Linked DNA regions of Mus musculus: all the other regions are linked to region 4. The links are chromatin loops, found by intact Hi-C in ENCODE. Cell type or tissue: heart. All regions are shown on one strand. Region 1 overlaps Ube2o (ubiquitin-conjugating enzyme E2O). Region 2 overlaps Qrich2 (glutamine rich 2). Region 3 overlaps Rnf157 (ring finger protein 157). Region 4 has its middle 12 kb from the start of Gm26730. Region 5 has its middle 9.2 kb from the start of Qrich2.

What was found. Peaks named below come from ENCODE experiments on the same cell type or tissue, not always from the same donor. Only the 100,000 strongest peaks of a DNase experiment are listed, where the experiment ranks them.
Region 1: it touches region 4 in a loop (3-fold over the local background); 3 of 42 quality-filtered maps call a loop at or near these places.
Region 2: a loop joins it to region 4, with 8 times the contacts of the local background. A loop is called at or near these places in 41 of 42 quality-filtered maps.
Region 3: a loop joins it to region 4, with 3.0 times the contacts of the local background. A loop is called at or near these places in 22 of 42 quality-filtered maps.
Region 5: a loop joins it to region 4, with 6 times the contacts of the local background. A loop is called at or near these places in 12 of 42 quality-filtered maps.

Annotation. Positions count from the first base shown.
Region 1 is chr11:116,540,878-116,545,877 of GRCm38, forward strand. It overlaps Ube2o (ubiquitin-conjugating enzyme E2O), which reads right to left. Exons shown (of 18, transcript NM_173755.3): 6 at 4,957-5,000; 7 at 4,448-4,557; 8 at 4,169-4,319; 9 at 3,471-3,943; 10 at 2,989-3,143; 11 at 2,743-2,855; 12 at 2,531-2,659; 13 at 1,914-2,003; 14 at 462-1,161; 15 at 210-346. Among named protein-coding and RNA genes, the nearest start is that of Sphk1, 11 kb to the left of the region's middle. In heart, a CTCF peak has its summit at 2,472 (motif pointing left); a DNase peak (open chromatin) is centred at 4,137.
Region 2 is chr11:116,444,041-116,449,040 of GRCm38, forward strand. It overlaps Qrich2 (glutamine rich 2), which reads right to left. Exons shown (of 14, transcript NM_001033267.2): 3 at 4,119-4,373; 4 at 3,224-3,346; 5 at 3,043-3,117; 6 at 2,723-2,887; 7 at 2,435-2,556; 8 at 1,910-1,975; 9 at 1,560-1,661; 10 at 913-1,113; 11 at 442-577. Among named protein-coding and RNA genes, the nearest start is that of Qrich2, 7.8 kb to the right of the region's middle. In heart, a CTCF peak has its summit at 2,176 (motif pointing left); DNase peaks (open chromatin) are centred at 2,151 and 2,652; H3K27ac peaks cover 1,221 bases; H3K27me3 peaks cover 2,614 bases.
Region 3 is chr11:116,365,350-116,370,349 of GRCm38, forward strand. All of the region lies in intron 2 of Rnf157 (ring finger protein 157), which reads right to left. Among named protein-coding and RNA genes, the nearest start is that of Foxj1, 32 kb to the left of the region's middle. In heart, no CTCF peak of the experiment used is centred here; a DNase peak (open chromatin) is centred at 2,952; H3K27ac peaks cover 1,128 bases.
Region 4 is chr11:116,316,529-116,321,528 of GRCm38, forward strand. No RefSeq gene overlaps it. Among named protein-coding and RNA genes, the nearest start is that of Gm26730, 12 kb to the left of the region's middle. In heart, no CTCF peak of the experiment used is centred here; a DNase peak (open chromatin) is centred at 2,673; H3K4me3 peaks cover 849 bases; H3K27ac peaks cover 1,001 bases; H3K27me3 peaks cover 1,139 bases.
Region 5 is chr11:116,461,030-116,466,029 of GRCm38, forward strand. It overlaps a transcript of Qrich2 not described here. Among named protein-coding and RNA genes, the nearest start is that of Qrich2, 9.2 kb to the left of the region's middle. In heart, a CTCF peak has its summit at 3,073 (motif pointing left); a DNase peak (open chromatin) is centred at 3,062; H3K27ac peaks cover 1,005 bases.

The sequences.
Region 1 (5,000 bases), 220 kb after region 4:
AGCCTCCTCCTAGCAGGCTCCAATCTCCTACAGCTACATGGATACAGTGCTTCTCCCAGAAGGGTGTCCATGTGGCTGCAGGGCTCTATTCTGATACCTCAGTTACCTGAGCCACCATGTCTGGAACCACAGCAAGGTAGCACTGCCACCCCCATGCCCCATGGCATCTGTACCCAGGCGCCTCCCCGAGTTCCCAGCAGCCCACTTGCCATTCTGTCCTCAAAAGTCTTGACCATGATGCCATCGGGCAGCGAGGTGGCCAGCAGAGCCATCTCCTTCCGCACTGTGCTGAAGAACTTCTTGGCTTCCGGGGGCTGGAACTCAATCTTCTTGAAAGAGTGGTTTGCTGCGGGGAGAGGACAGTCAGCAGGGAGAGAAGCCCGGGGCGGCTCACTATAATCCCCCAGGACACAGGGTAATGGCAGAGGCAGGCAAGAACACTACCACTCATGGTGACTCACAGGGTGCAAACTCCAGCACAGAGAAGACCTCGCCCTTGGCGCTGGTGAAGGTGACGCCAGGCCTGCCACCGCACTGCTGACAGAGCACAGGTGTCTCACTGGGCCACTCGGCTTTCACTGGGGACTGCACCTCAGGCTTCTCCTCCTTGCGCTCTGTGTCGGGTACTGCCTCCATCTTCTCCTCCTCAGCAATGGCCACATTGTCCAGGGTCTTCTTGAGGTTCTCCTGTAGCTTCTTGATATCGTCCAAAAACTTCTTCTCTCGGGTTGGCTTCTCAGGCTCCACGGTGGGCGAGGTGGGCGAGCCTGTGAGCAGCTGCTCCACAGTCATGTTCTTGAGGCTCTCCAGGATCTTGATGGCCTCCTTCAGCTCCCGGAAACTCTTGGGAGGCCCGTCCTTCCCAGCTTTCTCCATCAGCCCTGCCACGGGGGCAGCCATGGCCACGGCGCCCTGGATGGCAGCCGTGGCCGCCTCCTCACTGATGACCACGCCCTTGTCCTCCTCGGGGGCAGTGGGCTGCTCGGCAGGCAAGATGGCGGCCAGCTCCTCTATCTTGGGGTGCTCATCGTCCACGAGCCCGTTGTCGGTCTCCCAGCTGTCGCTGTCGTCCTCCCACTCATCCGAGGAGGCCCCACTGGAGCTGCCTTCCACGGAGTCGTAGTCAGACTCCTCAATCTCAGACTCGATGTTGTATAAGTGCTACGGGAAGAGGAGTTAAGTCCAGACAGAACTCTAATACTGGGGAGCTCTGGCATCCCCCATTCCCTGTTCTCAACCTTTCATCTGAAATCCTGTCTCTGCTACAAGATTCCCAGTTCTCTGCAACAGACCCTTTGCCCATCTTGCACCCCAAGCAGTACACAGAGCTAAGTTAGGGCAGGCTCTGGGCAGTCGGTCCGTTAGCATCTGGCCAGTGGGAGTGAGTGAGGGGCACAAGGAACCTCAGCAAAGCCAGCCTACCACCAGGACTCAGGCCAGGTACTGGTGTGGACATAAGGTCTGTGTGGACTGCACCAGGAATGAGTAGGTAACCTTACTGGAAGGCAAAGTAGGGACACTGGAGTTGGTCACACTGTGGCCTGCTTCCCACTGAATGGCTGCCGAGGTGAGGGATCAGCCACTCTCCATCTGGCCCGGCCCCCTGTGTACACCAGGAAAGCAGAGCTGGAAAACAGGGTCAGCCCAAGTATGGCAGAAGAAGGGGGCCAGCTGGAGATGGCTAGAATCGGGCCAGCCTTTTCCTTCCCTTCCTTACGTGCTAACAACTGTCCTAGAAACAGCAGCAGGGAGCACCCTGCATTTCCTAGCACTGTGGTGATCTAGAGGTTTGGGAACCTCGTACACCCATGAGATTTAGAAAGCCGCTGTCCCTGTCCTTGGGGCTTAAGTGGGAAAGCTACAGAGGAGGCCGGGATTCTACGTGGCCAGTGGTCTGGGTCTTGGAGCCTCACCTGTGGCAGGATGATGGTTTTCGAGTTGTCAGCCCACACCACTTCCACTTTGCTGCTGACATCCACTCGGGCCACCTGGCCCACTGAGGGCTAAAGGGCAGAGGGGATGAGGGTCAGATGGGTGCAGGGGCAAGACTCCAAAGGATGTAAGCTCTAGTGGGTTCCACCCAGCCGCCTCCCATCCCCTGGACTGTAGCAAACACTAAATGTCTTTTCCCAAGTCTGCAGCAATTCTCTCCCCACAGGTAGTGCTCTGGCCTCCCTGGCTTGGCACTCTTCCCAGGTGGGTACCCTGCCACCGGAGTTTGTTTCTGCCCCTTGTGTCCAGATTGTCTTGACCTTTCTCAACAACTCCAGCCTTTCCTCCAGCTCTAGCTCAGGCTCCATCTCTAAGCCTGCCTAGGCTCTGCTGCACTTGACTGTGTGGGCTCTCAGCTGCAATGGAGGGTAGCCCCTGAGGGAACCTAACTGCCAGTGTCCACACAGCCATGCCAGCCATCAGAATTCAAAGACATTCAGGTCTGAGCTCCTAGTGGCATCTGGTGGCATCTGGTGGCAGTGTGAGGGACTGCAGCCACCACCCAGACAGAAGCTGCAGTCTACCTCATCACACCTACCTCATCCTCCTTGGGTAGAGCCCCATCCTCCGTGTTACCAATGCGGATGACAATGTCAGTTGTGCGGAAGCGAAAGTCAGGGTGGTCAGCAATGTCATAGACGCTCACGTCCTCCTCTTCTCCAATGAGCTGCGGCAAAAGCAGGGCTGGATGAGGCAGGCTTCCCCCTTTCTGCCCAAGCCCACCCAAAGGAAGCAGGACGGCATGCTCACCTCCACGTCATCCCCACTTGGTCGCAGCTTGAACCACTTCACCATGCAGGTACGGCCAACATGATCCCCAGACTGCACCACACCATAGACAGCAGGGTCTGGGCAGCTCTGGACTAGGGAAATCAGGAGGGCAGTGACTAACTGAAGAGCTCTGGGGTGCTTGCCTGCAAGCACACTTCAACCACACAGGCACCCGCTGGACCCCAAGTCCGATGCACCCCACCTCCCCCCAGAAAGCAGCACTACCTCGCTTGTCCACCACGAAGTCCCCAGGGCAGAACTCATTGTTGTCCAGGTGGTGCACAGGGAAAAGGTCGTTGGAGCGGATGTTGCATTCCACAGAGCCATCTTGCCACATCACATCAGCTGAGGTCATCGTGGTCACAACCTCCACTGCCACCCTGTGAAGTGTAGGCCCAGGAGCCAGGCCACAAAAATATGCTTCTTGTAGACAGAGCAGGTGACCTTCCACCTTCTAGGCCTAACCGAGTCTCACACGGGCAGGGTGAATGTCTAGTGTGTGTAAAGCTCACCTGTACGGTGCCCCAAACGTGATCCCAGCAAGCCAGGCTAGGGAGGGTTAGCCGCTATCTTCTCCCACGTACCCAGGCCTACCCTAGCCACTATCATCTGGCGATGGGAGCGCCATAGCCCCTACAGGGCACACAGAGCTCCGGCTACTGAGTCTACACGTGCACCGCAGGGTAAGGAACACACTCGGAACTCACCTGTCTCCAGGCTTGAAGTCACGGGTGACCTTATTCTTCTTCCTCTTGTGTTTTCGCTTCAAGTTTTTGATGGACAAGGGAATGCTCTTTTTACGACCAGTGCCACTGCCACTCTGGGAGGAGGTAGTAGAGCTGGCGGAGGAGGTCACAGAGCTGGTGTCATCTGTATCGTCAGCCGCCTCATCATCTGCGTCCTGCTCTGCCGAGTGCAGCCCGTCATCTCCACCCTCCTTCAAGAGGAAGGGGGGCAGTGGCTCGCATGTCTCCTGAAGCTCCTCCGACCCCTCATCCTGCATCTCCACGGGGCTGGCTGATCCATCAGGTTGCTCCTCCGGGCTAGCAGACCCTATTTCACTCCCGGCTCTGGCTTCCCCTTTCTTGTCTGGGTCTTCCATGGAATGGTCCCTAGGACACTGGGTATCTGGGGTGCAGGACATGATTCTCACAACTTGCTTCTTCAACAGACGCTTCACCTACAAGAGCAGAACAAAGGGGAGGGAGCTGTAGACGGAGGCAGGCAGGGGCCATCCTGGCCCCAGACATTGTCTTGGGGAGTAGAGCTATACACACCTAAGTGGCCAGCGAGGGTCCTCAGGGCTGTTCCCTAAGGCCTAAAGCCCAGACCCACCTTGCTGGCTGTGGAAATGGCTCACAGCCAGTTCTCTGAGTGCCCATACCCGCCCACCTCAAGGACATACCTTCTTGGCCATAGAGCCCTCCCCCTGGGCGCAGTTTTTTTCTGGACATTCCCAGGCAATCTTGGCCGGCTCTACCTTGGCTGGGAAGACATACAGACAGCGTTCCCCAAGCTGCCGCTGAGCATGGTCAAAGCATCCGAGACGCTTCACCCTGAAGAGAAAGACCGGGAGCTTGGCAGCACTTCTGAGAGCTCCGTGGGATGCCTGGTCATTTATAGGCAGACCAATACATGCTAGGGGTGAATGCTGGGTTTCTGGGGTGGGGGAACGCTCACTCACCTGCCTAGGTTTTCCTGAGTGATGATGGAAGGTGGGGGGCTAACGCTGTCCGTGCCGCCGGGGCAGAAGCTCTTGGTAATCCACGTGACTTTCAGTTCTACAACCTGCACCTGAGGACAGTGCATAGGACGCTTCCTTCAAATAGCTGCCCGAACCCTTCCTAACACAAGCCAGTCAGGCATTCATCAGATGGATGGACAGATAGCCAGAAGCTGACTTTCAGGATCTGCAGCACCATACACAGATATACTGTAGCCACCCAGCCAGCCGGAGTCAGGGTCTCTCCAGTCTGCCCAAGCAGGGCAGGTGGAGGGATCAGTGCCAGTTAGCCAACCCATGAGTAGAGCCTAGGCTGCTCCAATGCTCAGATCTCACCCGGGTCCATGAGTAGAGCCTAGGCTGCTCCAATGCTCAGATCTCACCCGGGTCCCTGGGGTCTGGGCACTGGGGAGGGAACAGGCTGGAAGGCAGCAGGCATCGATCGGCCCTCACCCCATTTATGTGCTTACCTCCTCCACCACCACACGGAACTTGCTCTTGGTGCTGAGTACAG
Region 2 (5,000 bases), 130 kb after region 4:
TCCCACTGACTTCAAGGCCAGTCTGGGAGATATATAGCTAGTACCAGTCCAGCCAGGACTGTAAATAGCAAGACTCACTCTCAAAAATGAAAGGCCCCTGCATGGAGTCTGGTCTGAGGGCAAGATGGAAGGAGGTACTGTGGAACTCTGCGGCCCCGTGGTGGAAGGTGGTAGGGTAGTGCCTGGGAATCAGGTGGAAGGATGGCGTTCTACCCAGTGGCAAGCCAGACCTGTATATCCTAGCTACTTTGGGAGTCCGAGGCTCGAGGATCGTGAGTTCAAGGCCTGCCTCAGCAACTTTGGAGAGGTAACTTGGCAGTAACCTAGCAACCCCTGGGACAGCAAGGGAGGGAGGGAAGAAAGAGGACCAGTTGATGGGACTTTAGGTGGTTTTCCAGAAGGGGCATGGCGGGACTATCCTTCCCATGGCTCCTGACAGACCTTCATGGCGATCTGGATCTCCTCCAGTGGAGACAGGTGCTGCGGGCGGTTTCGCCGGTAGGGGTAGGTGAGGGTGTGGCTGCCCCCACAGCGACGGGATACAGTCGAGTAGCTGTAATCTGCTGTGTCTGCTCCCCTGGGATGTAGACAGACACGGGGTGGGGGTGGGGGGTGGGGGGAGTCATCACTTTGAGCCACCCAGGAGTGTTACCTGGGACAGGCTGGTAAGTAAGCCTGAAGCTACACACAACGTGTCACACCGTGTGTGTGTGTGTGTGTGTGTGTGTGTGTGTGTGTGCGCACCAGTGTGTGTGTGTGTGTGTGCACACTCACAGTACACCCTCACCCTTGTTCCCATCCCCAACCCCAGCCCCCAACCCCCACCCCACAATGGACGGGGGGCGGGGGGGAGCAGAAGCCAAGCTTGGCCTTCATGGGGGCCTGTGTGTCCCTGGACTCTGTCTGTCCTACCGTTTGTAGCATGGGTGGCTGAGGCACTGGGTGTGCAGCAGCTCTCGGATCATCTGGCTGCTGGCCTTCACAGAGCCTCCGAAGTGGACCTGCACCTTCTCCATGTCCATCAGCATCCGGGAGTGCATGCTGTGCAGACGCCCCACGCTTCTCTCCATCTGTGACATGTCAACCCGAGGGAAGCTGCTGCCCAGCTTCAGGCTGTGAGACCCAGGCGTGAGGAAAGAGGTCAGCCCAGGACCAGGCAGGACCTTGTGGGCTTTACCCTTGCTTTGGCTCCAGGCCCCTGCTGTGCAGGAGCAGGTGTGAACTGCACTGGCCCTCGGGAACTGACTGAGGGCTGAGGGTCACTGGGCAGCTCAACACCTCTAAAAGTCTGGTAAGGGACCACCAGACTTGCTGGGGAAAGTTTTTTCCCTAACACAAAAGCCCCCTTCCCCAACAAAATAAACGCTTAAAATGTCAAAAACCCACAAAATAAACAACAAAAACAAATACAAAACAAAAAAGGAAGTTCAGGTCCTCCATGGTGCTTCCGGTCAGAGTCCCTCTAGGCTACTCCCAGTGTGTATTCTCAAGTCATCTCTGCCCCCTCCCACCCCTGCCCTCCCTCCCCCTCCCCTGCCCAGGATCCCACTGTCCCATACTTTCTGCTTTGCTGTCGGATCTGCTCTAGTTCAAACACAGTGTAAGGCCGGACGGAACGGTGCCCTGGCATGCTCGAAATTATGGGGGTCACAGAGATGACTCTGGGCAGGGACAGAGAGAAGGGGGAGGGGCGTGAGAGAGAGAGAAATCCCACGTCTAGGCCACCCACCTCCATGCTCTACGGGACGGCCCTCACTACTCAGTATGGGCCCCATAGGAAGGCTGAGGGGACCAGGGACAGAGATGAACCCAGGACAAGAGGCGAGACGAGTGGGTATGGGGAGATGCATCCCTGCTTCGAAGCCTTCTCCCTGCCACCAGATGCTGTGGTTGAGGTGTGCCCACTCACTGTCCAGTCACAGTTGTCTCCAAGGGACGGTCACAGGACAAGCAGTGGAAATGAGCCAAGAGCTGCCTGTCAGGAATGGGACACAGCCAGTGAGATCCAGAGAGCTTGTCCCCCCCCTCCCCCCGCCCCAGCAGGACGGGTGGCAAATCCTGCCCTACTTCCTGGGAATTCAACTGGTGCTAACCATCCCTTGCAGGCACGCATTCTGAACCAGCTAGCCAGCCTAGTAGCTTGTATGTGCCTCTGGTGCCCCCTGGTGGACATGAGTGGGATTTCCCTAAGCCAGTTTCCAAAGGGACACCTTGGAGGTGTGTCTCTGCCCCCAGAAATCCAGTGTACTGCAATCTAACCCCAAGAGCCTTGCACCTCCTTTCTGCCTTTCCCCACCACTATTGGAAGGATCTGGCCAAGTTACTCAACTCTAAAATGCAGTCCCTCCACCTGATTGACAGTTCTGGGCAGAATCAGTCATGCACTGCTCACCTGGGGCCCGCCCAGCATTCCCCATTGCCTTCCGGGCCTCACCTCCGCATGGCAGCCGCCTCGTCGGCCTGGTAGAGTGGAGGGCGCTCTTTGAGCTGCTGCCGCAGTGATTTCCAGCGGTCCTCCAGCATCTGCTTCAACGGATCCAGCTCCAGGCGGTCCAGCTGGAGGGTGGACACCAGGTGAGCTCGAGGCGGCAGGGAGATGGGGTTGTGGGGTGGAGGTGGGAGGGATCGATCTATGCTTGCAGAGAGCGGTGGTGCCCCGATGGCAGGGCCAGGAATGGCGAGCGAGCAGCCCAACCTGTCCTGTGTCTTTTCCCACCCCCACCTTGCTGTCCATCTCTGCCAGGAGCTTATCCAGAAGTTTCTGCCAGTCTTGCTCCTGTCCGCTCATCTTGGCCACCAGTTCCTGCATCATGTGGTTCAGCTGCTCTGTAGTGGCATCAAACTGGATCCGGCTCACTTTGGATGCCAGAGCGCTCTTGTCGGCTTTCTGTGTGAGAGACCAGCATGGGGTGGGGATGTTCCTCGGGCAGTCTGTCCTGTGTCTCCGTGTCTCCCGGCTCCCCACACATCCCTCGCCCTCCCCACCCCAACTCCTCCACCCCCATTCCCCTCACAATGGCTGGGGAGGAGCCAGAGGCTCACCTCATCAATCTCCATCTCCAGGTGCTCTCTGTTGGCCTTTTCCTTATCCAGCCTTTCTATCCCCTGATACAGCACCTGGAGGCCCGCGGGACAGAGAAAGGGAAGAGTCAGCAATGCCGAGAGAGTGAGCCGAGTGAGCGGCATGGGTGGGTGGGGCGGGCGAGCCTCTGCCACTGCTCACTTCAATGTCTTTCTGCTTCTGCCGATGGTCCTCAATGAGGTTGCTCGTGGTAATGTTGAGCTTCTCACAGTCACCCTGGACTTGTAGGATGGCGCTCTGCACGTGGCCCAGCAGCTCCTCATCCTGCAGCAGCGACAGGGGAGTTTTTGGAGGCTGCTGGGGCAACCCATGAAGCAGTCCCATGGGTAGGCTGCCTTTAGAACTTAGAATGTGACACCCCCCCCTCCCCCCCATGCTCAGGAAGATAAGTTCTAGAACAAATCTGGGCTACCACACAAGGCCGTCAGACCCTACATCATGGAAAGAAAGAACTGACTCCTGCAAGCTGTCCTCTGGCTTCTGCAAGTATGCCATGCAATGTGCACGTGCACGGATGCACACATGCATACACGCAAAGAAACGCGTACACGTTAAAATCAAAACCATCATCACCCAGCACATGCGCTCCCTTCAAATCCATTCTGGCTTTCTTCAGAGGCATCCAAGACAGTTGTGTCCTCCTCTGGATGTTGTCACCAATCCCCCTACATGCTGGTAGACTGGCATCAGTGGCCTTTGGGGGCATCCAAGAGGTGACTGAAGCTCACATGTCCTATGGCTGTCCCATGATCCCCGAGAGGTGAGGTGTGGGCAACAGTGTGAACCAAATCTCAATTCTTGCATCCAAGAGCAAGATCTGGTGGTGACCCTCAGCCCGGCAGCAAGCCTTCCCTCCAGGGGACATCTGCAAAGTGTTGGAAACACTGGCCACCGAGGGGCAGTGTGTCCTGCAACTGTGCCTGCATCCTGTGATAGGCACTGTGTGTCCCACCCACACTAAGTCCACCCTTCCCATACACTCCTAACTCCACATCCAGCCACCCTGTGACGGAGCTGGGCAGAGAGAAACACTCACCTGGCCCTGCAGCTTGGCCTTCTTGGAGGGTCTGGAGGCAGCGAGGCCACTGACCATGTCCTGTAGCTGCTCGTAGCGCTGGACCAGCAGACTGACTTGGTGGCTCACATCCAGACTGCAGGCCGGACAGGTGGCCTCGGGGTCGATCTGGCCGGGCACTAGGCAGGCGGTGGACTTGTGTGGGGTTATGCTCATGGAGAGCAGCGTGGAGGAGCTGCCCAGCATGCTCTCAATGATGGTTCTGAGCTTGTCCAGCTGCATGCGGGACAGACAAGAAAGGCGGGGCAGGGAGGTGGGGTAAGGGTATTATGTCTCACCAATGGTGTGGCATATTCTGCCTGTCCCCTGCTGTGAGACAGGCAGTCGCCACCTCCTCAGAGCGTCACAGAAGGCGCTGCACACAGTACACAGTTGATCTCTACCCAGCACATGGTTTTTCAAGTACCTTTGCCGCCAGCAGGCAGCATTAATGACAAAACCCGCTGTGGGAGGGGAACTCCATTGGGTTAATGCACACAGCTTCTGTAGCTAAGTCCTGTGTTCTCCCGGGGCCCTGATGACGCAAAGTCCTTGCAGCACAAGGTGTGAGCAGTGGACTTGCACATCTGTCTCACCCAGGATGTAAGGTCTAACAACAAAGGAATGTGAGAGGTGCAGATGAAGGTACAGGGATATCTCTGGGTCTGGAGGGGCAAGTGGCTTCCAGGGCAAGCCACTCAGCCTGGCCCTCCTGTTTCCCTCTTCTCCCTATGGTCTTACTTGGTTACCACCAATGACTGTTGGTCCTGGGTGGTCAGTTGGATTCAAGAACCACCAGCCTAAGGATGCCTCCCAGTTTCCAAAAGGGTCATGATCATGTCACACCATCTGCTTCCTAGTGGT
Region 3 (5,000 bases), 49 kb after region 4:
GTGTGCATGCGTGTTTGTGTGTGTGTGTGTGTGTGTGTGTGTGTGTGTTTATGTGTATACATATATACATGCTTTTTAATGACAAAGCATGATATGCTTAAGCAGAAAACTTTAAAAAAAAAAGAGGCGCAAGCTCGGTGACCATTTTATCACACACTATCAAAATGAATGGAAACAGTCCGCCCTCCCTCGCTGGGCTCTCACTGTGTGAAGGACTACACGCTCTCTCTCTCTCTCTCTCTCATTTTAAAGACATGGCAAACAGCTCCAAAGTCCACTATGTTGACACCATGTAGAGATGACTGCATGCTTTATTAAGCAGTTGGCTTTCCTTTTTGCTGATGTGTGTTGTAGACGCACGCCCTTGTCCCTGCGTTCTGCACGCTTGCTTGTTTCTTTGAGAAAAATTCCTAGGAGTGGAATTACTGGATCAAAGAGTAAGTGTACTCTTAAGACGTTAATGCTCGGCGAGCAGCCGGCCAGGGGGCTTTAACTGGGGGAAATGGGAATTCCAGGCCAGCTCTCATCTGACGCCCATTTCTTCGCCCCCTACTTCCTAGGCTGCAGTACTAAAGGAATTTAAAACCAATTTAAAATAAGCTTAAGCAAAAAGTAATTAGGCAGAAAAATCTGACACATACTCTAAATCTGCTCTAAAGCCAAAGTAAATGACTTTGGGATTAGCGTTCTCTCGTTCTCTCGAGCAGCACAGCGACCACTTGGTTTGTGTGGGTGGTGCCATTCTCCTCTGGAGACACCCAGAGCCTTGACCCTTAAGAAACCCTTAAGGACCCTTATTTATTTATTTATTTATTTTGATTTTTTGAGACAGGGGTCTCTCTATGTAGCCCAGGCTGGTCTTAAACTCACACAGATCCCCCGCCCTCTGCCTCCCAGGATTGAGCTACCACCACCTAGTTTGTAATGTTTAAAAAAAAAAAAAAAGAGTTTGTGTTTTTTGAGATAATGTTTCTCTGTGTAGCTTTGGCTGTCTGTGAAGTTCCTCTGTAAACCAGGCTGACCTCAAACTTAACAGATCTGCCTACCCCTGTGCTGGGAGTAAAGGCGTGTGCCCCCACCACCTGGCTTTAGGTAGTAAAATCTCAATGGATTTAGGGAAGGGTGCCTAAATACAGGATAAGGAAATGAGGCTCAGGTACCCTCAATCTAACCTTTTTTAAAAATTTTTATTTATTTATGTATATGAGTATACTGTAGCTGTATAGATAGTTGTGGGCCTTCATGTAGTTGTTGAGAATTGAATTTAGGACCTCTGCTCGCTCCAGCCAACCCTGCTCGCTTGGTCCCTGCTCACTCCAGCCCAAAGATTTATTTATACATAAGTATACTGTATCTGTCTTCAGACAACCCAGAAGAGGGTGTCAATCTCATTACAGATGGTTGTAAGCCACCATATGGTTGCTGAGATTTGAACTCAGGGATCAAATGTGAACAAACCCATAACAAAAAGGGAATACACATAAGCACTTCTGAGGCCCTACTATGTGCCATGCATCCTTTGTATGCATTCTCCTCCCAGTTGTGTGTGTATGTGTTTGCATATATGTATATGCATGCAGTAGAGGCCAAGGGACACTTTTTTGTTTGTCTTTTGGTTTTTGGTTTTTTTTTTGAGACAGGGTTTCTCTGTATAGCCCTGGCTGTCCTGGAACTCACTCTGTAGACCAGGCTGGCCTCGAACTCAGAAATCTGCCTGCCTCTGCCTCCCAAGTGCTGGGATTAAAGGCACATGCCACCACTGCCCAGCACACCTTCAGTTCTTAACCCAGGAGCCACCCACACTTGCTTGAGACAGGGTCTCGACTTGACTAGTGAGGCTGGACAGTGAGTTCTGGGCATCTGCCTGTTCTCACCTCCCACCACTGGGATTCCAAGTATGTGCCTCTGCACCCAGCTTTTTCTGTGGATTCCTGGGACCAAACTCAGGCCCTCAGCACCTCACCACCCGGGCTGTGCCCCCATCCCTGCTTTACTTTAATTTTTAAATTACGGTAAAATACATACATGACATTTACATGTGAACTACATCCCGGCACGCAGCTCAGTGGCATAAATTATGACACATATGTTGTCCAGCCTTAGCCGCCATCCAGCCCTAGGCCATGCACTCGTACTTCCTATTCTAAGATGAGGCAAGTCTCCTCTCCCAGCAGCCTGTGAGCTCCTGGAGGAGAGACCAGCCCAGAAGAGAAACTCAAAATCCGATGGCTGACTGAGCAAATGCAGAATGTCAATGTTAACAACCTCCTCTGGCAGATGAAGCTCAAGGGGCTAAGGGAACAACTCAGAGAGGACACTTGCTTAGCATGTACAAGGTTTAGATTCAGTTCCTGATAGCATAAAAAAGGAGAAAGTAGGTGATACTCAGAAGGTCCCAAGGCCAAGGAACAGAAAGTAGAAGCATGGTTGGAATGGACAAGGAAGTGTGAAAGGTGAAGTCCTTTCAAATAGAATCAAGCTCCACGCAGGTTCTGGAAGCTGGCTGGGACACCATAGAGCTCACCCTTCTGCTTAGACAGCAGCAGATACCAAAGCACACGGCCCGTGCTTCCACACTTTAACAGGAATACCGGAGGTCTCTGCTGAGAACGGCTTTCTTAGAACACAGCATGGCAAATGTCTTTGTCTATGAGATCCAACGGAAAGTGCAGAAGCCAGCAACTCGGATGCTGGGCTTGTCAATACTGGAGGACATTGCCGCTTGCCCAAAACGCACAAAGAGATGTTACTGGTGGGAGAGCGAAGACATTTACCCATTTGCTCAGCACCCGCACTACGTCTGAGCACTGAACCTGGCAGTGAAACGAGCAAGGAGCCAAGCAAACTGAATCTGAGAAATGACTGAGATCCACCAGCGGCCTGCCAATCAAGGCACCTGTGTCAGCAGAGCAAGACTCAGGCTTCAAGCCTGGCGTTACTTCCTTGTACATCAGGAAAGTGCCACCTGGTGCCCAGTGAGGGAACTGCTGGTTTAGGCACCCGTCTGAACCGGTGAGCAATGCCTGTGCTTACATACAAATGTACATGACTGTAAATGCTTATTTTAAACCACTTGTTAACTTTACTTAAAGCTGAAGGAAAGAAATTTCATTTCTGTCATAGAAAATACGTTCACAGCACACGTTAGGTAAGAACAAAACAGGCTGGGTACAGTGGCACATGCTTCTAATCTCAGGATTTCATCGGTGGAGGCACGAGGATAAGAGTTCAAGGTCAGCCTCAGCTATACAAGAAGTCTGAGGCCAAGCTGGGATCAAAAAGCAAAACCAAACCATACCAGTGTTTGACTCCATTCGTAAAGTGCTGGTTGTCCCGTAAAGTCCCAGTTTTCCATAAAGAAAGATGATAATTCATTCATAAAAATAAACAATTCGGGCTGGCGAGGTGGCTCAGTGGGTAAGAGCACCCGACTGCTCTTCCAAAGGTCCAGAGTTCAAATCCCAGCAACCACATGGTGGCTCACAACCATCTGTAACAAGAACTGACTCCCTCTTCTGGTGTGTCTGAAGACAGCTACAGTGTACTTACATATAATAAATAAATCTTTAAAAAAAAAAAAACAGTTCACTTCAATAAATAGCTTTCTTTTAAGTTTTATTTGTGTGTATGTGGAGGTGTCCTTGGGAGCCAGAAGGGTCTGTGACCCCGAGAGCTGGAGTTGCAGATACTGTGAGCCACCTAACTGAGTGCTAGGAATCAAACTCAGGTCCTGTGCAAGAGCAGCAAGTGCTGCCAGAGGCTGGGTTTCTTCTCCAGCCCCAGAAGGAAACAGCAGCTCCTGACTTCCTGCACACACACACACACACACACACACGCACGCACGCACGCGTGCGCGCAGCGTGAACAGCGTGAGCTGGGGCTGAGCCTGCAGACCCTCACAGAAACTTAAGTGCAGGTTTGGCTTTGTTCGCTTCCCTCTGACTCACTTCATTGACCGGAATGCTCTGGCCTTTCTCCACTTAGTAGAAACCATTCATATTTTGTGACCACCATGGGAACAGGCCAACATCATGAAAAGGAGGGGCCGTAGAGGGGCAGTGTTCAGCGGTGAAGGACACGTGTTCCTCTTGAAGAGGACCTGGGTTCAATTTCCAGCACCCACATGGTGTTTGAGAATCAACTGTAACTCCAGTCCCAGGGAATCTGGCATGCTCTTCTGGCATCTGCCGCGCACAAAGCACTCATAAAATAATAAAAGTAAAGAATAAAATAAAAAATAATGAAACATGCATGGCTGAACAAGTTTGTATTCCAATTGAAGCATAGAGAATTTCAGTTCAATCGCTACTGTCTAAAAAAAGAGGAAGGAAGGAAGGAAGGAAGGAAGGCAGGCAGGCAGGAAGGAGGCAGGGCAGGCAGGCAGGCAGGCAGAGAATGATCACTTTGAACTACTCTAGAGATAAAGCGCAGCAGCAGTGTCAGGATACAGCAGTGAGAGCTGTTGTGGGTTGCCCTGGGCCTGTTTGTACTCTGATAATTCTGCTTCCTCAAGAGGGGCCGCCCTGACAGGAGTGGATCACATACTCACGTGATTTCATGTGAATCTTCTCCCCCCTCCCCCAATCGAACTGGTCAATAAAGACTAGAGCCTGTGTCTGGATAGTGGAAGGGAAAGGTGGGACTGGAGGTCAGAGAGAATGAGGGACAGAGAGAGAAGGATGGAGGAAGAGGAGGTGGGAGGAAGATGGAGCAGAACCACGTGGCTTGGAGAAGCTGAAGGTAGCAAGGGGTCTCCTAGCTGGGGTAGAGAGTAGAGTGGTGGTAGAGCTGCCCAATCTAGGCGTATGGCTTATACATATAATCACTGGGCTGTGGGTTTTTTACACGGAGTTAGTGGGGTTAGAAGTATTTTTGCAAAGACACAATCACTCAGTCTACACTTAGCTCTTTTCCTTTCTTTCCTTTCCTTTTCATTTGTTTGAGGCAGTCTCCCCTGCCTCAACTTCACCTTTATTGTTTGTGTGTAGTTTTCTTGGGTT
Region 4 (5,000 bases):
TTGTTTTGGGGGTTGTTTGTTTGTTTGTTTGTTTTTGGTTTTTCGAGACAGGGTTTCTCTGTATAGCCTTGGCTGTCCTGGAACTCACTTTGTAGACCAGGCTGGCCTCGAACTCAGAAATCCGCCTGTCTCTGCCTCCCGAGTGCTGGGATTAAAGGCATGTGCCACCACGCCCGGCTTATTGCTATATTTTATTAGATAGGATTTTGAACTGTAGCTCAGGGTGACTTGGAACTCAGTGTGTAGTCTAGCTTGGAGCAAACCTCCTGACTCTATCCCCCTAGTTCTGGGATTAAAGGTCTGAGCCACTGAGCTCAGTTTCCTTTGGATCTTTTTTGGGGTAGGAGAGCCTGGGCTGTCATGGAACTCACTCTGTAGACCAGGCTGGCCCCGAACTCATAGATTCATCTGCCTCTGCCTCCCGAGTTCTAGGATTACAAGTGTGCACCACCACTACCCGGCTTCCTTTGGATCTTTTGTACCCCTCATTTCATGCATTTATGTCTGTGTGAAGGTGTCTGATCCTTTAGAACTAGAGTTACAGACAAATGTGAGCTGCCATAACGGGTGCTGGGGATTGAACCTGGGTCCTCTGGAAGAGCAGCCAGTGAGTTTAACACCTGAGTCATCGCTCCAGCACACCTCTGAATCTTAAAGTGGGAATCTAAGCTAGGCCGGGTCAGAGCTGTGTAACACAGATCCAAGAGGTGCTCGCCTGGGCTGAGCTTCCAGGATGCTGAAGCAGGATTCTCTTATATTCAGGACCTGCCTGCACTACAGAAGGGCTTTGTCCTAGTCAGGCTTTCTACAGAGGGGAAAAAAACACCATAACTAAAAAGCAAGTCGGGGAGGAAAGTGTGAATTCAGCTAGACTTCCAGATGATGATTCATCGCTGGAGGAAGTCAGGACAGGACCTCAAGCAGGGCTGGAACCAAGGCAGGAGCTGATGCAGAGGTCATGGAGGGGTGCTGCTTACTGGCTTGCTCCTTATATCTTGCTCAGCCTGCTTTCTATGGAACCCAGGACCACAAACTCAGGGATGGCACCACCCATAATACGTTGAGCCCTCCTTCATTGATCACTAATAGAGAAAATGCCTTACAACTGGGTCTCATGGAGGCATTTCCTCAACTGAGCTGATGACTCTAGCTTGTGTCAAGCTAACACACAAAGCCAGCCAGGACAGACTTTAAGACCAGGCTATGTGGGTTCATGGTTATAGGCCCTATATGAGAACCAACTACAGTCATTTTCCTAAACCAGTATACTTTCTAATTATAGTTTAAATATGTAGGCCAGGGTCTGGAGAGGTGGTTCAGTAGTTAAGAATGCTGGCTGCTCTTCCAGAGGACCCAGGTTCTAATCCCAGCACCCACATAGCAGTGGTGTATGTAGTACCTGTTTCAGGGGATCCAACGTTCTCTTCTGACCTCCATGGTCACTGCATTTATGTGATATACAGACATGCACATATAACCCACACATAAAATAAATAACTTTTCTATAGTTAGACCATCAGATGACTGTAGCTCCTGCTTTTCATCAAAGAATGATTTTGTTTTCTTTTTCAGATGGAGACTGTTACAGACGCGCATAGCTGCATCTCATGGAGGCATTTCCTCAACTGGAAACTGCTTCCTCTGATGACTCTAGCTGGTGTCAAGCTGACTTTATCTGAATGCAGAGAATTAGAGTCTGTGGGGTGCACAACTCAACCTGGTAAAGCTGTAATGCAACCTACACACACACACACACACACACACACACAGAGAGAGAGAAAGAGAGAGAGAGAGACTGATTCACGGAACGGTTGTAAGAACCCGAGGACCAACAAGACAGTGTCTTGTAGACACAGCAGGGGAAATTACACCCAAGAAATCTCAACAATATGGCTACCTAGACAAGACCAACACAGTGACACCAGTTGGTTCATCAGTGGGAGAAAGTTCTTAAGGTCTCACCCCTGGGGGGAGCTAGAGGGGGAAGGGCATGGTGGGAATGATGTAAATACAGTACTCATGAATGAAATTCTCAGAGAATTTACAAATGTAAATATAGAAGTTAAAAAGAGCCAGGTGTGGTGGCAAACACCATTAGCCCCAGCACTCAGGAGGCAGAAGCTGGCTACCCGCTGTGCTGGCTTGGTCTACATAGGAAGTTCCAGGCCAGCTAAGACTTCGTGGTAAGACCCTGTTTCAGAACACAAAACAAAGTTAAGAAGAGTGTGGCCTGGCTAACTTCCAAAGCCCTAGGTTTAATCCCTAGAGTATCACAAAAAGGCTTTCAGGAGTTACCCAACCGTGCCTGGACACTGGAGGCCACTAGACATACACCCTGCCCCTGCCCTCCACGATGGATCACTTAATCACACATCAGCCACCCACCCAGTGCCCCATTTACACTATGTGCACATCCATACCACATCCACTCACACATACACAACGCTTATTTATTTACACATGTATCATTTCATATGCTCACACACGTATGCACACTAGCTCACACCGTTATCTTTTCAGACCACGGCATTTTCCACTATTCTCCTATCCTGGGCTGGCTCTGGGAAGGGGGTCACCACTCTCCTGCGGGGAGCTTAGAGCCCAGCGCGGTGGGGAAGCAGCGAGCAGGACGGCGTCCACCAGGGGGCGCGCGCCGCTAGGGAGAGAGGAAGTGCAGGCGTCGTCTGGAACCGGGGCAGTTCTTTTTGGACCAGGGGCCTGCGGTCTGGCCCCGGAAGTTTAGTGGGTGCCCAGCGCGCCCCGAATCCCGTGATCGCTAGTCTCCTAGTCCAGCTGGTGCTGCGGGGAGATCAGCTCTGGCCTGGACAGGGGCGCCCTCACAGCCCTGGGCGTGCTCCCTCAGCCCAGGTGCAGTCCAGTTGCAGTCCCCGGAGTGCTCCCATAGCCCAATTGCAGCTCCCAGCGCGATTCCATAGCCCAGTTGCACCTACAAGCATGTTCCCGCAGCCCAGCGCAGCCCCCGGGGCACTCCTGCAACGCAAACGCGGCAGCACGCACTGCTGAAGGGCATGGTCCCCAGGGCTCCTGTTCCCAGAATGTGACTCAGCGCTTTCACATGCTGGGCATCCTGATTTGCATTGTTTGGCAGCGTGGGGTTCAATCCACACATGAGGACAGAGGCTCCCTGACTCCAGGCATAGGGACGTTTGCCCTTGTTCCTGTGCAAGATCACAAACATCGCTGGGGTTTTCAATAACCTGTCTGTGTAGGTAGAGAGAAAACTAGGGAAAGCCTGGGAGGGAAGAGACAGGAAGAGATCCCCCTTCCCTGCTAAGACTGCAGAAAAGAAAGTCCTTTTGAGAATTTGGGATTCACAGCAAATCTATGTCCTGCCAGTCACAGGAGGGACAAGGACTGTGGGGACTGGTTAAAGGAAAAACCACCACAGGGGAATGGCCCACCAGAGAGGCACAGATGTGTCCTGGATTCTGAAGGGTGGGAAGGTGGGTCCCAGGAAGATATCTATTCTGTGAGAAGTAAGGCAGAGATGGCTCTGTCACCAGAGGAGTAAGAACAGGTATCGACTAAGAAAGCTAAGGCACTTTAGAGCAGCTGACTGAGGTAAGATAATGTGGTTTCACCTGATCCGCATGTCTTTAGTCCCTGCACTCAGGAGGCAGAGGCAGGTGGATCTCTGAGTTCGAGGCCAGCCTGGTCTACAGAGTGAGTTCCAGGACAGCCAGGGCTACACAGAGAAACCCTGTCTCAAGACAGATAAAGAAGAATGTGGCTTCGTTGTGACTGGGATACAAGTGAAGAGTCCACACCAGTGCCCCAGGTACTGGAGGTGGCTGGGCAGAGGCAGACCACATTCAGGCTGGGGTCTCCGGAGCTGCTGGATAGGGGTGGGGGTGCAGAGAAGGCCTTTTTCCTCCCCAGCACAACACTTGCAGATCCTTCCTCTGTGGTGGGAAATGGGAGGTCTTAGTCCCTTGATCCAGAACTACCCTGAAGCAAGGGTTCTAGGACCAAGGCTCGGTTTTACTGAGTGTGTTTAAGAGCGCCCTGCGCACCCACAGGAGAGTCTTCCAGCCTGAGGCTCGTCGAGTGACTGATGGAATGAATGAATGAACAGAAAGGCCAAAGAAAGATGTGTGCAGCCGCCATCAGTGTACACCCGACCTGGAAAGACATCACACACACTGATGTGTTAGAATGGCGGGTTGCATCTCAACAGCACGCTAGGCCAAGACAGTTCCACGTGGACGAGGTTTTATTGGGAGAAGAGAGAGAAGGTGGCGGCAGAAAGAGAAGAGGGGGAGAGAGTGTGAGGGAGGGGAGTTCTCCTTATTTATATCGAGAATGACGTAACTCAGGTAAAGGTGGAAAGTGAGCCAAGTGGATGTTGGGAATAGGGTGCCTGTTGCCTTGGCAACCAGTCTGCAGGTTTTGCTGTCACCTATGTGATGTCATAGGTTTGGGAGGTCCTGATGCCAACACATACCACCAGTTGTCTTTAATAAAGACTATCGTTTTTGGGTTTTTGTTTTTTGGGGTTTTTTTGTTTTTTGTTTTTTCGAGACAGGGTTTCTCTGTATAGCCCTGGCTGTCCTGGAACTCACTCTGTAGACCTGGCTGGCCTCGAACATTTTACGGTTCTTGGGACTATCTTTGCGTGTAGCCCAGGCTGACCTAACTCATAATCTTTCTCCACTTCCATATACTACCAGGCCCAACTAATAGGGGCTTTAAAATAAGGCCAGAAAGGAGAGCTAGGTTGAGGCCTGGGGAAGTGTAGGCCCAGGCAGGGACAAGCCTGACTTATATCTCCCCATGTCCCCACTGCCCTCTCGGCAAAAAGCTCCAGTTGCCGACAGGTCACTGAGTCTTGTGTTGCGGCCCCCACTCCACTGTGCCACATTCTCTGCACTACTCTTGGCAGATATCACAGGAACCAGTCCCTGCCCCACTCACCCTGAGCTTCCCATGGGGCAGGGGATTCTGCCCCTGTAGTAATAGGAAAGCAAGAAGATGGCGGT
Region 5 (5,000 bases), 140 kb after region 4:
GCTGTCCTGGAACTCACTTTGTAGACCAGGCTGGCCTCGAACTCAGAAATCCGCCTGCCTCTGCCTCCCAAGTGCTAGGATTAAAGGCATGCGCCACCACTGCCCAGCCTATGACAGGTTTTACACGGACTACACATAGCTCTTCCTGCTGTGCTCTCGTCACGCCTGCCCTGGATTTCTCTCTCTTTTTTCCTCCAAGCTTCTATTTGGACTCTAAGCTGGGTCCGCACAGTAGCAACAGGTAGACAAAGCGTAAAGTTGTCATTCCAAACCTGGGAATTTATCTGGGTTACTCGTGCCAATGTCATCCTGGAAAAATGTTTTAAATATCTACAAAGTAAGTAGTGAAGGTCCAAACAGCAGAATATGAGACAGTGGAATGTATGAGAGATGTTCTCTGGAATACCACCCAGTGCTGCTGCCCATTTGCTTTACCCCTTTGGAGGCCCTCCAGCCGTCACCAATCACTTGTTCTAGCTCTTCCCAGGTGACCATGGTGATTTCTTCACCACCCGGAGCAAGAAGATTCAGCCTCCGACTTAATAGATCCTGTGAATAACATATCATGATACAGACAGACACGTGTATAAGCACGAGTGTACAGACACACGTGGTGTAAGTGTGAATGCACACACAGAGACATGTAAGTAGGAATGTACACACATGTATGTGTAAGCATGCATGCACATCCGTTCCCCGCAGTTTGGGACCAACAGGATTGATTGGGTGCTACCAACAGCCACAGCCTCAGGAAGAGTCACTGGCTTTCAGTGACCAGCCAGAGGCACAGAATTGGCTGATGGGTGCTTTAGCTCACATGGATTCTGGATAGAGCCCTGAGCAAAGATGGCAAGGACTTGCACTTCTACCCAGAAGTAGTGCCGCTTAGTGGCAGAGTGCATATGTCCCCTACCCACAAAGGACACAGATATTCAGGGATGGGAGTTGGGACCAGGCCTAAAGAGAAGCCAGGCTGAAGGGAAGTCCTCTACCTATCCCTCAGGACCCTTCCCCCAGAGCTTGCTCATATTACCAGGTATTCTTCTCGGCTTTTAACTAGTTTCTCCAGTTCATTAAAACGTTGAAGGAGTTCCTGGAAACAGAGTTTAGAAATGGACCATTGCCTCAGCCCTCCTGTGTGCACACACACACACACACACACACACACACACACACACACAGCCTTGGTGTAAAGGAGAAAAGGAAATGAGAAGCCTATGGGTCTTAGTGAAGGTACAGTCTCTGGTTCCTAGTTTCCACCTAGTTTTAGGTGACATAGAAAGCCAGGTTCCCAGTTATTATTATTATTATTTATTTATTATTATTATTATTATTTTTTTTTTTTTTTGGTTTTTCAAGACAGGGTTTGTTTCTCTGTGTAGCTCTGGCTGTCCTGGAACTCACTCTGTAGACCAGGCTGGCCTTGAACTCAGAAATCCACCTGCCTCTGCCTCCCAAGTGCTGGGATTAAAGGTGTGCGCCACCACCACCCGGCCAGGTTCCCAGTTCTTTTCCTGGTCAGTAGGAAGGAAGGAAGGAAGGAAGTAGTGAAAACAGTGACCAGTCAGAGTTGACCTTGGCTTCTTTGCTTGCTACTCATTATCTAAAGCTTCCAGCTCGACAGCTTGAAGTCCGCCTTGTCTCTCCAAAAGCGAGGGCCCCGGCAAGTGATTGGGACTTCAACTGATGGTTGTGAGCCACCCTGTGGTTGCTGGGATTTGAACTCATGACCTCCAGAAGAGCAGTCAGTGCTCTTAACCGCTGAGCCATCTCACTAGCCCCCCTCAACTATTCTTTATAACTTGTGCTGACCTCCGGGATCTAAACAGATTCTAAACTGATCTTTCAAACACTAAAGTTTGGAAAAGACCAGACATGGTGCTGCACGCATGCTGATTACCACCGCCCTTGAGAGGTGACTAGAAGGACCAAGCGGTCAGAGGCCAGCCTTGACTACACAGTTAAGCTCAAGGCCAGCTGGGCTACGAGGAGACCCTGCTTTAAAAAAACTGAACAAAGGAAAGGACAGCAACAACCACAGAGAAAGTGGGGTCCACTTCCCAGAGCCAAGACCAGAGATGTGACAGTTCCCCAGGCCTGTGTGAGGCTCAGGCTGGGTTAAAAGCCAGAGATCTCCCAGGGCTGGGCCTCCTTTGGCCTGTCTTGTGTCCTTTTCTCTCTTGGGCCTCTCTCCATCCTTTCTTTCTGGTGGCTCCTCTTTCCTCTAAAGGCTACCTGTAACCCCTTGGCCTGATCTGTGTGAGAATCTGGCTTTGCTTTCTGTCTCCTCGTGCTCACAGGACACTACATGAAGAACCCTTTGGGACTTCTCCCTCAGGAAAACCCAAGGCAAGGTTAAAGTGTCCCCAGCTTGTTGCAGCTTGTGTCTGTGACCTTGATGAGGCACTGCTATCCGACTTTCCATCCTTACCGCCCTCATGAGGACTGACCCTTGGGTCAGCAATATACATGTGCGCTCCCTGATTCCTCTACTCTCCCTTGCAGGGGGTGGAGGAAGCTCTGAGTGAAATCTTTTGTGAATGTGTACTGTTGACACGGGTACAGCTGAGTAGGGGATCCCACATCCTCAGAGCCATGGGGGAATAGTAAACACCCAACCCTCCCACCACCACCACCACCACACACACACACACACACACACACACACACACACACACACACACGTACCCATAAGGCTCAGGGTGGTGGTGGTGGTGAATCATGGCTCATGGCAAAGCCTTTTTTCTGGTCTCTGTGTAGATGTTAACAGTGTGTGTGCAGAAAACAGCCACATCTCATCCCTAAATATTTATAGACTGGAGGCTGCTCCCCTACAGAGATGACCTAAACCTGTCTCCTTGTACATCTGTGTGCAGTAGCCCTACCTCCCTGCTCAACTGTAAGCAATAAACACACTGAGCTTCTGGGGTGTGGAGATTTCTCCAGCTGAGAGCTGGTCAACCCTGAGTTTCTGCCCCACCCCCACCTCCCTTCCTTCTCCACCTCCCGCCCTCTTCTGTGTATCCATGGGGTGTTTTCCTCAGTCCTCTGCTGCCCCCTGCAGGCTGAGCAAAGACCTACCACTTCTCCAGTTGCCAGACTGGCTCAAAACTTGCAGCTGACTTAGTTGGCCCGGGGCTTGCAGGATTCTTCATTTCTGCCTCCCAAGTGCTGCTGGAATTACAGGCAGTAAACTACCATTCCTTGCGCGCTCTCTATTACTTTACTTAGTGTGGTGGTGTGAATAAGAATGGCCCCTGTAGCCGAGCACTGGTGGCGCACACCTTTAATCCCAGCACTCAGGAGGCAGAGGCAGATGGATTTCTGAGTTCAAGGCCAGCCAGGTCTACAGAGTGAATTCCAGGACAGCCAGGGCTACACAGAGAGACCCTGTCTCAAACCCCCCCCCCAAAAAAAAAGAATAGCCCCTGTAGGCTGCTCTTATATTTAAATGTTTAGGGAGTGGTGCTATTTGTAATGATTGGGAGGCATGGTCTCGGAGGAAATGTGTCACTGAGGGGCAAGCCAGGCCCAGGGTCTCTCTCCTACTGCCTGCTGATCTGGTTACAGAGCTCTCTGCTATTTCTCCTGCATCGTGTCTACCCGTGTGCCGCCATGCTTTTGGCCAAGATGATAGACCAAACCTTTGAAACTGTAAGCAAGTCTTGGTCATGGTGTCTCCTCACAGGAATAGAACAGAAACTGTGTACTTTGCTTGCTTGCTTTGAGACAAGGTCTCACTGTGTAGCACTGGTTAGCCAAGAACTGGCTATGTAGGCCAGGTTGACCTCAAACTCACAGAGATCCTCCTGCCTCTGCCTCCCAAGTGTTGGGACTAAAGGAACCACCATACCGGGATAGTCTCAATTTTTAAGGAAACTCACTTTAAGAATATCCTGCAATGTCTCAGCTACCTTCTAAATCAATTTAGGTATTCTAGGTATCTTGATGAGTTATTAATGGCTTTAGGAAATGGAATGAGGCTGGTGAGATGGCTCAGCAGGTAAGAGCACTGGCTGCTCTTGTGAAGGGTACCGGTATGTTATCCTGCACCTACAGAGCGCCTTACAACTAACTCCAGTTCCTGGGATCTGATGCCTTCTGCTGGAGTCTTCAGGCACTGCATGCATGTGGGTGCTCAAACACACATACAAACACACACACACACACAAAACCAAGGAGAGAAAGTAGAGGCAAAGCATCAACCCACTCATGAGCTGTGGTCCCTAGGGTGTCCTAACCTGCAGCTCAGAAGCCTGCTTCAGAATTTTCACATCTTCTATGAGGTCTTGGAGCACACTCGTGGGCTGCAAGGTAGAGGAGTCCTGTGAAGCCAGACCTGGTACCCCTTGTATTGGGGGTAGCTTAGGGCCTGAAGGGTAGCCCAGAGGAGCAGAGGATTTTTAGGGTTAATGTACCCACCTTGGTCAGGCTGGGAGTCCTTGAGGGCTTTAGTTGTACCATCTCGGTGGGCATCTTGACTGTGGGCTCAGGCTTCTCCATCATCTCCTCAGATTCATAGATCTTGGAGAACTTTGTTAGGGATACCTGTTGGGTCACCAGAGCTATCTCCTCTTCCTGCTGGAGTTCAGGGACTGAGATCTGGTCTATTTGTGTGGCCATGCCCTGTACTTTGTTGTCCATAGTTTTAAACTGTTTGGTGAGGTCCAGTACCTGGTTACCCAAGTCCTTCACCTGGTTTTCTAGCTCTTGTGGAGTCTGTGACAGCCTAGGTAGACTCTGATGCTTCTCTTTGCTGGTTGGCAAATGCGGGGCGCTGTGAGTGCCATGCAGAGACTCAGTTCCGCGGCCAGTCTCAGTCGATGGGTAGTGGAAGTCGATAAGAACTTCTTGGAGGTTGAGGCTCTTGAGAATGGACACTATCAGTGTGTGCAAGGCCGTAAAGTTCACCGCGCCCACCTCTGGAGTGCCAATTGCCAGGTCGGCTAGCTCCCGGAGGGAGACCCTGTTGGCCACCAATGAGGGCGGCATCGTGTGCC